Regions from separate parts of the Mus musculus genome. Here region 2 is linked to region 1. A link is a loop called in an ENCODE intact Hi-C map of the cell type or tissue named here. Cell type or tissue: gastrocnemius. All regions are shown on one strand. Links, peaks and the distances in the headings refer to the core of each region. The heading gives the core; the rest is flanking DNA. Region 1 overlaps Gm32464 (a long non-coding RNA gene). Region 2 overlaps Crim1 (cysteine rich transmembrane BMP regulator 1 (chordin like)).

What was found. Hi-C counts contacts between places; a loop is a spot of excess contacts. Peaks named below come from ENCODE experiments on the same cell type or tissue, not always from the same donor. Only the 100,000 strongest peaks of a DNase experiment are listed, where the experiment ranks them.
Region 2: it touches region 1 in a loop (2.1-fold over the local background); 1 of 42 quality-filtered maps calls a loop at or near these places.

The regions. Positions count from the first base shown.
Region 1 is chr17:78,452,716-78,457,111 of GRCm38, forward strand. Gm32464 (a long non-coding RNA gene) reads right to left here. Exons shown (of 5, transcript XR_876967.1): 4 at 4,209-4,364; 5 at 2,484-2,676. Among named protein-coding and RNA genes, the nearest start is that of Gm32464, 9.2 kb to the right of the region's middle. In gastrocnemius, for the core only: a CTCF peak has its summit at 2,596 (motif pointing left); a DNase peak (open chromatin) is centred at 2,593; H3K4me3 peaks cover 380 bases; H3K27ac peaks cover 821 bases.
Region 2 is chr17:78,343,283-78,347,678 of GRCm38, forward strand. It overlaps Crim1 (cysteine rich transmembrane BMP regulator 1 (chordin like)), which reads left to right. Exons shown (of 17, transcript NM_015800.3): 9 at 1,068-1,224; 10 at 2,579-2,700; 11 at 3,795-4,004. Among named protein-coding and RNA genes, the nearest start is that of Gm52306, 11 kb to the left of the region's middle. In gastrocnemius, for the core only: no CTCF peak of the experiment used is centred there; no DNase peak of the experiment used is centred there.

The DNA.
Region 1 (4,396 bases), core at 121-4,120:
TTCTCTCCTTGCAAATATAAGACTCTTCACCATTACCCAAAGGTTTTGTTTTTTCTCTCCCTCCCCCTGGGCACCACTATTCTGCTTCCTAGGAGTCTGAGTATTCACACAGTGCCCAGGGAGGCCAGGGAGGGAGTCAGATCCCGTGAAACTGGAGTTATAGGTGGTTGTGAGCTGTCACGTGGGTGCTATGGATCGAACCTGGGTCTTCTGGAAGAGCAGCCAGCGCTGTTAGCGTGGTCTCTCTAACCCACAAGGTTCTATTACTAACTTGGGAAAATTGGACCATAAAATGCAGGTCTTCCTGGGGTTCCATTAGCATAGAGCTGTCACAGTTCATCTTGTAGCATGTGGTGGGGCTGCTTCTTTCGGCAGCTGAATGATACTTCATAGTATCTACATGGCACACTTTGTGTACTCTTGGTGAACATTCAGGGTGTGCCAGCATCACTTCCTGCTTGTGCTTGCTTGCTTTTCTCAGCTGAGACCAGCCTAGGAGATGTGAGGAGGTGATTTCTCCTCGGGATTCTTCACTGCTTTTAGAAAAGAGTGAAAATAACCAAACAATTTTGAGTAATTCAATTAAGCATTCTATCACATCAGTCGCACGTGTTTTGTCTTTCTGACCCCAATTATTCCTTGCCCAATAATAGAAAGCTTAACACACACACACACACAGAAATACACAGAAACACACACAGTCAGCACACACAGACCTTCTGCTGCAGCAATTCATCATAACAAGTGCTTTTGTGCACCAAGCGCATGCATGAGAAAGTTCATGGCAACTTTACCCACAGCCCAAAGCTAGAGACTCTGAGGTCCATCGGTGGATAAATAAGCTGTAGCATGGTCACACAACACAATGCTAAGTAGCTGAGAAATGTGAACCTTTGCGGCTGTCACCACATTCACGAATTTACACACACACACACACACACACACACACACACACACACACACACACACACTATCAAGTATGGTGTCGAGACAGAGTAATTATGTGTGATGTGAGTCTATTTGTATGGAGTTTAAAAATGGGAAAACCATGGACAGAGGGGTCAGTATGATTCCCAGTATTGGTTAGTAGGGAGTAGAACTATCTGGAATTCTATAAATATGTTATTTCTCTATCTGGATAGTAGTTGCATGAGTCTGTGGATGTGTGCGTGAAAATTAATTACACTATAAAGTAATTTAAGTCTGCCTGCTTTTCTTTGTAGGTTGTAACTATGAGAAGATACAAGATTAGTCTTGACAAGGGGACCCATTTGTTCTGATTTTAAAAATCCCTTTATACTTAAAAGAAGCTAATATTTTTTTTAAAAAAATCAACTAACAAGTGAATTTAATAAATGTTGGGGAGGGGGAAAAATCCAAGCTTAGTGTTGACATGAAGCTCAAAAGGTGGCCAAGAGATAGGTTACAGAGAAGGTGTAATAAGCTCTTTTATTCTGCCACTAAACCCTCCCCTAGGGAAGAAGTTGGCAATTGTGGGCGTAGAGGTTTGGCGGCTCCTGACTTACTCTGAATGTATTCATTTTAAGAGCTGAGATCCACCGCTCGGCTCTCGTTCCCCGCAACTGACTGGGGCTCCGTCTCAAGCTTAGATTTGGGAGGTGCAGCTGTGGCCTCGCTGTGTTGGGTATTCAGTCGAGTGTGTTTGTGTTCATTCCTGTTGCAAGCAGGCAATCCGGTGACGTCAGCGGAGCATTGGAAAGCTCGCCGCCGCTGAAAGATTAGTGTGCTACATAACTCAGCTCTAAATAGAGCCTATCAACTCTTCAATATTAAAGGAAGTGCTGCCTCATGAAGTCACCCTAATTTATAGCCAGGGCTCTTTATTAGTGATAATAACAAGGCTCTGTCAAGATTTCGAGATATAAAAGTAGGCTATACAATAAATCCTAGTTTAATTAGCCTGTGTTTTCCATTGTAAGAGGCTTTGCCTAACAGCACCTACCCTCAAATAGACAATTAGATGACACTGGATCCCTCCAGGATCAGAAAATGGATACAATTAAAGGCAGACTTACTGGTAGCCTGTGGAGCCAGGTGCAAACAGTTGCCTTCTCTCTGTCCCACCACTGACAACTGTCCCTTGAACAATTACGGCCTCCGGCTTGTTCCTGGTGCTGTCTCTGCCTTACTGCGCTCTCTTCCAGGCGATTAGAAATGGGTCCCTAAAATCAAAGTCAGAGACTAACTCTCCTTTGCTCCAAACCTTCCAGAAGCTTCGGCACATTCAAAATATAATCCAAAGCCCTTATAATGAATTAAGACCTCATATCTCCTGGGCTCACTAGCCTGCCTCTCCTCCAGCCAGCTGGGCCTGGGTTCCTAATCTCTGGATACCTGTGACATTAAATGTCTAAGATGCTGCCTCCTCTGGTCTACTTACCATTTATTTTGGAGATTTTACCACCGTTCTAGTGCCTTCAAAGAATATCTAAATTTTAGGTTTAATGTCATCAACAACAACAGCAACAACAAATCCTTTCTTTTATTGTAGTTCTCCATAACACAGCAGCACCTGCCATGTTGTCTTAGGCGTAGGTTTGGCTGTTACCGCCTCTAGTCCTCGGGCTCCCCCTGCTGGACAGGACGGACAGTGATTCATTAACACATGTCCCTGGCGTCGAGTACCCTCTTTGGTACATGGTGGGTAACCAGTACCTATGGATTAATCACGGAAGGAATGATGTAATGAGCAACGAAAGGTAGTGAGACCCACAGGTACTTTCAATTTAGGAACGGGAATCATTTCTAAGTCACGGACTTTCTTAGCTGTTACAGTGCCATAGGTATTCTTCAACAGAGGCAAGCTTAAGTGAACAGATGTTTATGGCACTTTTAAAATGCCCTGACATGTCTGTGGAGCACCCTTCAGCTTCGATCCTATCAGAAATACTAATTTGGTAAATTAGTATAATTTTTGTCTCCCATACTCAGTGTAAAACAGCGCGCACTCCTGCACCAGGGTCACAGAGCCGCTGGTGTCGCTCAGATGGAGCAAGAGGCTCCTTGGAGTTCCCTGATATCCACCATCTGGTACAACTTCTCCCTCCTTAGCGTTCAGAAAAAAAAACATACGGACCCACAATAATAGCTCACTGTCTACCACAGGAGACAGCAAACCATGACATATGTACCGAATCCATGACAGCTGCCTGTTTTCTACAGCACAAACGCTAATAGTAACTTTTGCACTGTAAAGAGCTAAAAAGTAAAAGACACTGGGAGCCAGAAAAAGTTGCTGATGCCACTCTGCACAACCGGGTTGATGGGTCTGACTTTGACTTTGAGAGAGGGAATGGGATCTTGGAAAATGAACTGTAGGATACAGATAAATGCAGAGGCACGGTCTCGCTTTCTGAATCAGTCCTATTACCAGGCATGGATTTTCTCATGCAGGAGGAAGTGAGTAGGTTTTGCAATGCCCAGGGGACATGATAATGGCACAGAAAGCCCAAACCTCCCCCAGGAACGTGAATCTTGAATTTCAAAAAGGAAAAAAAAAATGAAAATAAAACAAAATTTCAATTAATATAAAGCACACCATGGGAAAGAGGAAAACCAACCTCGGGGGCACTAAGTGACTCCTGGTGGAAGAAACTACCAACTGTGGTGAAATCTAGTCACAATGTTGCAATTGCAGACTTTCTGGAATTCTAAGGACTATACTCCCAATCTCCTCCGCAGCAAGGCCTTGCTGTGTTTACCGAAGTGGACAGGAAGCAAAAAAGCTGAAGTGTTTGTGAACTCGGCTTTCTTGAACTGGGAAATACCCCTGGTAAAGAGTCTGTAAGTCGGCTTGATAAGAACTTTGCGATTTAGGAGAGTTGGAATGTTGCAGGTCCAGAGCCAAACTATTTGCAGCTGTTTTCACGCCCCTTTATAGCCATAAATTACCCACTTCTGGGTCTGACTTAACATCCCCTGGTTATCAGGTAAAACCTTCTGGAATGCAGGCCAGCGGCTCTTTCCCCAGCATCAAAGATGAAGGGCAAGTTTCTATACTCGTATTTGAAAAAAAAAAGTCTTGATTTATGACTGTTCTGCATCTATAAAAATGTCATGAAATTGTTTCCATATTGGAATATATCATTTGGGGTTACAAGGATCCGTGCTCCTAATCCACAGCCACTCATATTTGGCTCCAGGATAAAGGAGCTCTTATTTCTTTTGAAGTGAGAAGTGGATTGTACCTTGACAGCATCCGTAGGATGGGCTTCCAGCTTGATCCTGGGTCTCCCTTTGTCTTGCCAACTGCTCAGTGGCTGGGAAATGGAAGATGCAGGTTGGCCGGTTATCCAGCTAATCTTGAACTGAGTGTAGGCTGGCACAGCTTTTGTAAGAGCAAACTGTGTAACAATTAGTTGAAGTCATTGTCTTT
Region 2 (4,396 bases), core at 126-4,125, 110 kb before region 1:
ATAACAGTTCATTTGCCAACCTCACAACACTAGTTGATCCATACCTTACCATTCTACAAAACGTTGTTCAAGGGTCGCCATTCTCACCGTGGCAGCTTCCTCTCTCAGGGTTCTTGCCTCTCTCTCTCTCAAACCCTGCATTTGGACCAGCCTCAAATTGCTCTTCTGTCCTAAGGCTTGTTTGCTGACCTTGCCATCGCTACTCTCTCTGGTTTTCTCTTCAACTGCATCACCTTCTCAAATTGCTGTGTCTTCAGTTGTTTCTTTTGACAACATTGCTTCTGCCTGTTCATTTTAACTTCTAAAAGAATGCAATAACTGACTAGCAGAAGACAAATGCCACTCCAGACTCTGCAAAAGAGGTTTGTCTTAAATATTTCAAACCATCATTAGTAACATATTAATATGAATATTCCCTCTCATACATACATTTTTGTCAGCTGAGTGCATTTAAACACATGGATATTTTGTCAGTCCAGTAGGGCAAACATAGCTAAATACAACCCCGATGTTTTGCTTTTTGTCACGTAGCAGACAGGCTTTTGTCAAAGAAAGTAAGAAGTCCCAAATGCTACATACAGCGTTCAGTGTTCTGTGATGCCACCTGCTCCCCTGCTAACAGCAAGTATACTGTGAGCATTCACACAGATGTCTTAGCTCTGATGGCACACAGTAAATGTCTGAGACAAATCTGGACTGCAAACTACTGATTGCCATAGGTTACCATAAATCATCACCATCAGTTTAAGGTGACTTAATTAAGCCAAATCATGTAAACTGCACCCAGTCAATGCTTATCAATGGTGGCCAGCCTACTCCCTGTCCTAGGCCTAGCAGATTCAATTAGGCCTCAGAATTCCATTTCAGAGTTGGACTCACCAGAACTTGGAGCCATGTTGTGAGAACTGTGAAATAGCACCATCCATACCTGTTAACTGTGGCTGATGCTGTGGTAGAACTGAAGTTTAACTCTGTTTAAAATGGGAGGATTCAGGGCAGGCATTGAAGCCGTGATGGAATCTGGTCTGTTGTCTTGGAAGAAACATGGCGTCTGTGTGTCTCCACAGGGGAGGAACTCTGCTTAGGCCTCAAAAGGGCCTGCACCCTGGACTGTCCCTTTGGCTTCCTCACCGATGTGCACAACTGTGAACTCTGTCAGTGCCGCCCACGGCCCAAGAAGTGCAGACCAACAATGTGCGACAAGTTTTGTCCGCTTGGATTCCTGTACGTATTTGTCAATATTTTTTTTTTTGTAAATTTAGAAATTAAGTGTAACTTGCTAACGTGGTCATGTCTGTGTTGGGAGCTGTTTTGTATGTGTTTGAATGAGCCAGTGGTAGTATGATTTGAGGAGAGCCATACTGTTTTTTGTTAGAGAATTCAGAAAAGAGCAAAAAAGCTTTGTTTCCAAATGCAATCAAGTTCTGACTTTCTGTATGAAGGTGTTAAAGGTGCGCTGGGGTAGCAGCCAGCGCTCAGAAGGCGGAGGCTACGTCTTTAGTCCAGAGCCAGCCTGGATTGCATGAGACCCTGTCTCAGAAGAAAAAGATTCCAAGCATTAGTCATCACTATTCTTAATTGTAAGACATGGGTGTGATACCAATCAAGATATAATTACTAAGGCTGGAAACAAGGCTCGATGCTTAAGAACACGTATGCTCGCCTGGTGAGCATGAACAGGGCCTGGCTTCCTGTCATTCCAGCTCCAGGGATCTGCCGCTCTTTCTGCCCTCTGGGGGAAATTGTACTCACATGGTAGACACACACACAAAGTAAAAAAATAAAGTTAAAGATATAATCATTTTATAACTTAACTGCTGATACAAAATACAGTATCCTCCAGCCCTAATAAAGCAACCAATTAATAATTAATAGCCTCCAGGACCAGGTTTGTAGTCCTTCTCAGTATATACACATTTACTTACTTATTTATATGTGTACATGGGTCTTGTGTACATGCTGTAATGTGCATTGTGTAAAACAGCCTACTTAGTTTCCTTCCTTCACCACGTGGGATCTGGGAGTCAAATTCACCTCCTCACCCTCGATGGCTACTACCTGTTTGTCCACTAGACAACCTTGCTGGCCTAAGGCTTTCATTAACATTTATGAAGACTTCCCAGGTCCCCAAGTCCTTACAGCCTCCTGTGTCTAATGTAGATTTCAGTAGTTAAAGTTTTTACTAGCATATGGAACTTCTCAAAGGATACAGCCATTTGAGAAAGCCCACAGCCCTAACAAAATTCCTCGAACGTTAATTTCCCAACATTGGCTAGTAATACATCTCACACTCTTCTGTTCCCTGGCGTTTCATGTTCGTCCTTTAGATCTGGTACCATCTTTCCAATTAAACCCTCATCTGTGTCACTGGGGATGGCCACATCCCAAAAGCATATAAATGCTTGGGCAGTTCTAAACCTCGGTCGTGAGGCTAATTATAACTCACCTTGGAATTCGAAATGCAGATGTACCATCATCTCTGCTTAAGTGGTGATAGCATTGACCCATGGTCTGAGTACCTGGGCATCGTTTGAAACTTTTGGATTTTCTGACCTCTGGCAAAATTTTAATTACCCAGGAAGAATAAGCATGGCTGTGACATCTGTCGGTGTAAGAAATGTCCAGAGCTGCCATGCAGCAAGATCTGCCCCTTGGGCTTCCAGCAGGACAGTCATGGCTGTCTTATCTGCAAGTGCCGAGGTAAGTGTGAGTCCTTCCTCCTCACAGCGTGGTAACAAAGGACAGAAAGGGGTCTGGTGAATGGGCTGCTTTAAGTGATTGCTGTCTGTTCTGAAACAAATGTCACTCACTGTGGGACCCTCCCACAGGACACCCTTTTGCCTTCATAGAATTAAAAGGGCTTGGAACAGGGTTTATAGCACATGACCAAGTTAACCACCTCTTCCAGCTTCGCTTTTGCTTGTCTCGAAACATCAGCCTAAAGCTAGAGTGTATCCCAGCCTCCTTACAGAGGAGACCACTCTCTTCAGAAGTGGGATTGGTACAGGAAGAAACTTCATCTTGGCATCCTCAGGAGTGAGTTTATCTAAACTCCTGCTCACTTAGGTATCCCCTAGCAACAGGGTTTTCATGAGAATTCAGACTTGCTTTGAGAAGCACACAGCAGGCCAGAGCTATAAATAGGCAAAAATCCCCTGTGACCCCAGAACCAGAGTCTTCCTCCAGTGACATTCCTGAAGCCATCGAATGTGCACCCAGTGTGTCTTCAACCTTTATCTCAACCCCAGCCCTTCTCCCAAACCCTCCACCCCATTGCGGTTTGTTGTGATTGTCAGATGATGTACAAGCAAACATTAAAAGATTCCTGTAGCATGCTTTTTTTTTTCAAAGTTGAACAGTTACTTTTATGGTATTTTGAAGGAGTCACACCATAAACAAAAATATAAGCAATCATTTCAGCCATCTTATGAATCAAATATTTAGTAGTCACAAGGGGTCCCAAATTCTCCCATTGGATGAAACTTCTGTGATTAGTCTTCCATATATAAAAAGTTAATGATGTCTATTTCAAAAGTTGTACTTATTACATAAAATAATTGAAAGGCTGAACACTCAGCAATACCCCACAGTAGGAACCATATTTGGAGACTCCTTTTCTCTCTCTCTTGTTTTTTAAAATTGGGGACCTGATGATTTAAATTCTCCCCCCACCCCCCAGCCTTTCCTGTGCCACTGACTGTCCTCCCTGAGTGTCGTTTTGGTGACTGGGCACAACAAACTGTTTCTCCTGTGCCAAAACTGCTTCTTTACCAGGCTGCCTTCTGTCTGTCCAGAGGTCCCTCCTTCAGCCGGGCCACCTGTCCTGTCAGGCACATGTCTGTCCATGGATGGCCATCATCATAAGAACGAGGAGAGCTGGCATGATGGTTGCCGGGAATGCTACTGTCACAACGGAAAGGAAATGTGCGCTCTCATCACCTGTCCCGTGCCTGCCTGCGGCAACCCCACCATTCGTTCCGGACAGTGCTGCCCGTCTTGCACAGGTAAAAGTGGGCTGGCCTGGTACCTGCTTGTGACTCTGGGGCTAGTGTGGGGTCAGTCCTTAGGACACTCCTCGGCTGTCTGTGGCTTCTGTTATTAACCACCACAGACTGAACAGGCTACGGTGAACGATTAGCCAAAGACCAAGGAAAATTCTAAAGCTGTGGAAATGGTTCTCCATATTTTTGAATGGTTGACTTGATTATATTGATCTTTGGACTAGCGCTTTTTTTTTTCCTAGAGGTTTGTGGACTTAGATATGTAAATCCCACCCTCCAGTTTACTGCTAGCATATTAAGGTTGAAGGCCTGAGTTAACTGAAGGGGGCTGGTGAAAGTTTTACTTCATACAAGCTTATAACTTACCAAGTAATACTGGGGGGGGGGGGGGGGGC